Regions from separate parts of the Homo sapiens genome. Here region 1 is linked to region 2. A link is a contact called in ENCODE Hi-C or POLR2A ChIA-PET data. All regions are on one chromosome and are shown on one strand. The core of a region is the stretch at or near the end of the contact, and the rest is flanking DNA. Distances in the headings are between cores, read along the strand shown.

Region 1 (3,254 bases), core at 398-2,897, 82 kb before region 2:
TTTTCTGGATAAAGAATCAAAAGACGGCGACAGAACACGTAGAGTGGGAAAGGCTATGGGTGTAGAAAGGAGACAGCAATAGACACACATGCTAGTGCACGCATTGCCTGTAGAAGATAAATGTTTGTATTATTTGACTTAAAAAAAGAAACATATGCATGTTATCTATTGAAAGCTATAATGTTAAAATAATGATAAGACTCCATCAGTCTGGTATGCCTTTTTTTTTTCTCCCCAGGAAATACACATGGAGGCTGGTGCTCAGGCCCCGGGAACTGACAATCTAATTTGATGCCACTGAAGCAAAGTTCCCAAGACAGCTGGTAGCTTGGACCAGGAATCCTGTGGGGGCACTGACGGCCCCTGGGGCCAGAGCTGACTCTGTGGCCCTCCCCTCCATATTCATACACTCTGTAAAAGCTACCTGTCCCCTTGTTAACACGTGGCAAGCGAGTCCTTTCTGACTATATCACAGGCAGAAACAAGGCAGAGGCACAAGAAACTACCAACAGCAGGCGTTTTGGTGCGCGCTCCCGTTCATTCGCGTGGGCGACCCGCTGCCCCTTCTAGGGGCACTGAACAATCCAGTTCTGAGCCGGGGAAAGCCTTGATCCTGTAATCTGGTCCCTACTTTCCCCCACGTTCACGCCCAATGCTCCCAGGCTGGAGCTGCTCCGGCGTGTGCCCCTCGTTCGGCCCGGAGCCCTTGGCCCCCAGACCCCGCCACGGCCCCTCCCCCACCAGGGGCGCTTTCCTCCCGCCCTCCTTGGGTTCCCCGGTCCTACCTGCGCCGCGGCCAGGGCTCCCTCGCACAGAGGCAGCTCCGGCCCCTCGGCCGTGGGTCTCCACGAGGATGAGCTCTGGTCTGATCTCAGGACTGCGCGCAGCCCCGCTCCCTATGCCAAGGTCACGGTCTTGGAGAGGCGCGTCTGGCTCGCTGCGCTCCCGGCGCCCGCCTTCGGGTCCGGCCACAGCAGCCCCCGCAGACCCTCTGGGCGGCCGCTGCGGCCCCGGCCCCGGCCCCGGAGCTCCGCCCCTCTCCTGCTCCCCGCCCGCTTGCCCCCTCGGGGTCCCCAACTGCCGAGCCCAGCTCCCCTCGTAGCCCACTCGCGGGCTGCCTTCTAACCCCTACCCCAGTTAGTCCCGGTTCCTTCACCGTCTCCTTAGCCCGCAGAGAGCTTAGCTGACTCTTCAGGGTCGCTGAGGGCGCGTCTTCGGTTCCCCGAGGGCCACAGGCCGGCTCGGGTCCCCAGCAGACGGCGAGCCCCGCGCTTAGGTCCTCTCCTGCCCTCTCCCGTGCCGAGCCAGGGGTTCCCGGCTCTCAAATCCTGTTCCCGCTGTCCTCTTCCCTGACCCCTACTCCTTGGCGATGGAAAGAAGCTTAGGGCGCTTACGACGCCACCAACGTTCTCTGTGCCGAGGGTGGCACAATTTTTTTTTTTCTGATATAAGGCCAGAGATTCACAGTAAAATAAATACAAATCGCGTGCCCAAACTCTTACTCATTCTGCAAGACTCAGGTCAAGCGTTGCCTGTGCCGCAAGACCTCGGTGCTGGCAAACAGCTCCCTCCTTCCACTCTCCTGCGCGAAAGGGCGTGCGGTCCTTCCTGGCTGCAGCCAGGTGCCTGTTGCACTTGGTCTACTCTACCCGACTCCACAGCGCGCTGCTTGGAGGCCCGGACCTGGCCTTGCTTATCCTTGTCCCTAGCCCCTGGCACGGTGCCTGCCACCCATCACAGCACTAGAATATTTTATGAATAAGTGGAAAATTAATTTCTTTTGTAGAAAACCAGTTTTTTTGTATGTGTTTGTTTGTTTTTGGCTTTTTACTCTCAAATAAAGCATACTCCTTTGGGTGGGCAATTTGCTAGGCTCTATAAAGAAACACCAAAAATATTATCCCCTTTAATGCAGTATTCCACCCTTGCGGAAATTTCCAGAACAAAATAATATTCGTGCGGAGATTTTTTTTTTAGCAGGATCATTTGTTACAGAAAATAATTTTAAAAACCACAAAAAGCAAACAGAGCCAAACTGTCAACAGTAGGAAATTTGTTGAATAAATTAGGGTGACTTAATGGGACATTATACAACCATTAAAATGATAAACATCAAGACAGAAGTGCTTCAAATTCTTTTTAGAATAAGGAGGGAGTATGTATTTATTTATAAAGCAAAAAAAAAATAGGAAAACATGAAGTAACATGATAAAATGTTTGCAAAATACTGTTAAGCAAAAAGCAGAAAATTGGGTCGTTTACCATGTTTAAGAACTTCAAATAAAAATGCAGATTTCTTCTCTGCAAAATGGCGATAACATCTACCTCAGGGGGTCCTTGGAGTGTTAAATGAAATAGTCAAGGAAAGTGCCCTGTATAGAATGGATACTCAACAAAGTTTCCATTTCTTTTCTTCAATGGAACACAGACTCAAATCCAGCATGTCAAACACATCCTCATTATGGCCAAGTTCTGCCCATTTGGCTTCCTTTCCCTCAAATACAGGGTAGGAGAAGGAGCTGAGCAAATGCTAAAGCACCAGTGAAGGGGGCAAAATCTGGTTAATAGGAATAAATGTGAAGTCCTCCCTCAGGCCGAAACACCCAGCAATGTAAGTAATGGAGGATGTGGCTCAGTAGTGGTGCCTATCAAAATACCTTAGATTTTATTTTAGTTGGCTACAAGCACAGCTTTGTGAACACCCAAAGGCTGAACGAGTTCAGTTCAAAACCCGAATGAGGCTGCAATCTTAGGCTGAACTGATGCTCTTCACTGGTCGGATTACACCTGGGCATAATGTCCAAATTTGGGCACTATCTTTAAGAAAGTATTACTCTGAAGATCTATTATTGCTTCCATTTTAAAGACGAAGAAACTGATGCATACAGTTTCAGGTATTTAGGGTTGGGTGGCTAGGAGTTGGCAGAGCCAAGAGCTGAACCTGATCAGCTTGACTTACAGTCCTGGTGCTTGATCACTTTACCAGTGTGTCCCAGTGTGTACATCTTCCAGTAGAGATTGGAAGCATGGTATTGGGTGGTACACAGACAATACAATTAGATAACAGTGGATCACAAGGTGAAAAAAGATATGCCCTTTTTACTTCTTTTGTTCCTATGGATTATGTCAAGGAAGGAGTATCATTTTTGTAGTATTTGTCTTTGCACCCCTCTGTAACACTTGCTAATCTCCTGTTTTAACAAAGACAGAGGTTGCCTCTCACTCAGAACCTTTGCTAGGCAACAGCTCCTAAG
Region 2 (3,259 bases), core at 629-3,128:
GAGTTAGACAACCCATTCACCCACCAGTTACCTTCCTATAACCTTAATTTTAGTTTTCATCACTGTAGCTGTTACAGGTTCCATAACTTCTACACCATCACCAAAAGCTTTCCCCTCCCCTCCCATCCACATATTCCTTGGTCTGCTATGGTGAAAAGATTGCTGATAATGGTAATAAATTATAGCCCCCCTTTATTATACTTCATTAGTTGGGGAATCACGTTGAGTAACATCTTTGAAATTCAAATAGCTCCCTTTACAGAACTTCCCCTATGACTGCTGCTCCCATGGCCAGCACTTCCAAGGATGTCAAATGCTTTAGAAATGACTTCGATAGTGAACCAAGGCCTTTATTTTCAGTGACCTCTCTAAGCTCTTTCAGAGATCAGAAAGAGAACTGGGCAAATTTGATGGCTGTTTTCGGATTGTGGTGGTCAATGACCATTTAAGGCACATGAGTGAAATGCTGAAAATGAATCATAGATGGGCAGGTGAGGATGTGCTTTGGGAGTATTGGGGAAACCCCAGGCACCACAAACTTGCTGCTCCCAGTATGCACTGACCCTGGACAATTTTACAACCATAGACATCATGCTGGAAGGGTTGAGAGAAAGGCTTTAGTCCTTGAGGACACTTTGGGGTTTGTGGGAAGGATGTGGGCCACCCAACTACTTAAATGTGAATGATCACGGGGTTTGTGTAGGACCTTTTCTAGGTTACAGAATTACTTGAGACTTGGCAAAAAAAAAAAAAAAAAAAAAAAAAAAGTAAGCAGTGGTGGGTGAGAAGTGCGGGGGTGGAGAGTGGGAAGGCTGTTTCTTACTTAATATGAAGTTAGATGCCACCTTGGAGAGGAAGTTAGTGTAAGTTCTAAATAAAATTTCATCATTCAGGATTTATGTGAAGGCATGTTGACATTGAGGAGGAAAGGGAGGAGATGGGTTGATGAGAGAGATGAGAGGAGCTTCATTTGAAGAGTTCTAAGTGGGGGAGTAATTAAATTGATGTGGTTTCTCTTGAAAGAGGGAATAGAAGGACAGATAACAGTGACATGCACTTGTCAAACTAAACTGTGTACAGAGTGGCCCAGTGAGAACACATAATCAAGGGGTTGGTGGTGGTCTTGAACTCTTAGGGAAGCAGACAGCAGGCATCAGTGGGAGTTTGCACAAATATGAATCACTGCCTATTTCACTACACTCACTAGGACCCTGTGAAGTACTTGAGGTATAAAATGCACCACCTGTAGAGGATGCGTACCGGTATTGGAGGGAGGAAGGAAAATCTATATGCGTACCCTGACAGTGAAAGGGAGACCTAAGGAAGATTTAGTGTGTTTATGAATCACCTTACAAGGCAAACCTGAGGCTTCTGCATCTTCTTTGCTGAGCTCTTAATGTAATGCAAGAGTGCCCCCTACTGTAAAAGCTTCTAGCATTGTCTCTGAGGAAATACTGGTTTTAGTCTAAATTGTCATGTAATATAGGACAGATGACCTGATGGAGAAACCAAACACACAGTTAAAAATTCTGCCAATTAACAGTCAATGTTATGTTATTACTCAGCTGTCAGTTGTGCCTTCTGGACCTGGAAATGACTTCGTCTTTAGCTGCTTCTGTCTTCTTGATTTACATATATATATATATATATATATATATATTTTTTTTTTTTTTTTTTTCTGTAGAGCCTCACAGTATCTTCTTTCCTTCCCATCCATTCTGTCCACTCACAGACCAGTCTAACTCCGCTGACCCAGGCCCCTTCTCCCAAAGATTACAACGGCTTTCTCTTCCACTCATCGAGTGCTCCCTTCTTCACCTAGCAACTGAAAGTGTGATGTATGGACCAATGAGATTCACGTCACATGTGGGCTGGTCTGAAACACGGAATCTCTGGCCCCACCCAAGACTTACTGATTCAGAACCTCCATTTTAACAAGAGCTATAGTTTGAGCAGCTGTTGTAGAGAATCTCTGCCTCTGTCTCCAGAGTGGATCACAGAAAATGACATGAAAATTTTTTTTCCATCCATCCCTCCTCAGACTCCCTCTCCTCCCCATGGGGTGGAAATCACTTTGAAATCCATTCTGAGTGGAACTGAAAGTATTTTGCAATTTATACTCCATAGCACCTCACCAACCACTGGCTTCCATGATCTCACACAGAGCCAGGCATGGGGGATGCTGCTAATCCTTTCTCTGACTAAATGGGGAAAGTTTGGCTCAAGGTCTGTGATCACCAAATGACTTCAGGCCTTCCATTTTATGACCCCAGACCTCAAGCCACCTAGCAACTGGACTTACTGGGATTCCATAGGTGGGTAAGCATTGAGAATCTCTCCCTTCCCCAGCACTTGGGTAAGAGGAATGGTCGAAGTCTAGTTACAATGGGTTGCTATGATGTCAGGAACAAGTCGCTCAAGAATCCAGCTAGATGCCTTCGTAATCAGCTGAAGGAATTTGTTTCAAAGGATAATTAAGGACTTCCTGAGCAATACACTCTACTGTTGGAATGCCACTCAAAAACTGTAATTTGCTAGCCTTATGAAGTCTCTGACCCCACTGGGACTTCAGTGTTCCCTGGCTGCTATCCCCAAATGCATATCTTATATGTTTAAGAATTATCTCTTCTTTATGTTCCTATGCTTATCTGTACTAAAAAAAATTCCTTCTTTTACTAAACTTCCTCCAAAGTTTTACTTGGCCCTTTGAAAGCCTCATTCCATTACTTACTACAAGGAAACTCTCCCACATCTTTAACCCCTTCATTGACTGTTTCCCTGAGGTTATTATTTCAGTGAAATCTGGCTTCACCCAAAGGAAGCCACTTGCTCCAGCCCCAGCTACTGTTTGTTTTATCACACTTTGTGGGGACTTTGAGCAACACCTTCCCCTTTTGAGGTGTCTGACTTTCTCATTGCTTGTAGCTACTAAGTCACTACCACCTTGCTAAATGAGGATTTTGGCATTAGATGCAAGGTCTTGCTAACAATTTGGGTGACTTCTTCATGAATGAGTCTAACAACCTTGCCTCAAATTTCTTTGATCTTGTCAACTCCACAGGTCTACACCCGCAGACTATTTCAGCAGCTGCCCCCCACCTTCTTATGACATAACCCTGAAACTTTTCACCTGGAGCAGCTCAGTCCCTAGAATCTTAATCTCAATATACTAATCTCCGTCCACAACCTCCTATTCATCCAGGTTTTGCTCTTGCTTACTCCTTCTACAACTGTTGTTCAACTTAATCAAGACCTCAGC

What was found. A loop is a pair of places that touch in the nucleus more often than their neighbours do. ChIA-PET counts read pairs that join two places held with the same protein, here RNA polymerase II (POLR2A). Pooled maps may share reads with other maps.
Region 1: a loop to region 2 is called in a map of Calu3, with 2.6 times the contacts of the local background. The contact joins the promoter of CASR here to the enhancer-like site in region 2. A Hi-C loop is called at or near these places in 1 of 168 maps with a recorded cell type or tissue (Calu3) and 4 of 50 pooled maps. POLR2A ChIA-PET finds 5 or more read pairs at or near these places in 1 of 52 experiments (WTC11).

The regions. Positions count from the first base shown.
Region 1 is chr3:122,182,061-122,185,314 of GRCh38, reverse strand. CASR (calcium sensing receptor) reads right to left here and starts at 1,647. Exons shown (of 7, transcript NM_000388.4): 1 at 1,503-1,647.
Region 2 is chr3:122,099,915-122,103,173 of GRCh38, reverse strand. All of the region lies in intron 2 of CD86 (CD86 molecule), which reads right to left. Among named protein-coding and RNA genes, the nearest start is that of CD86, 46 kb to the right of the region's middle. RefSeq lists an enhancer at 1,925-2,114. Within about 2 kb of position 1,878, at least 3 of the 41 ENCODE cell types and tissues checked have a DNase peak (open chromatin) inside an H3K27ac peak, as active enhancers do.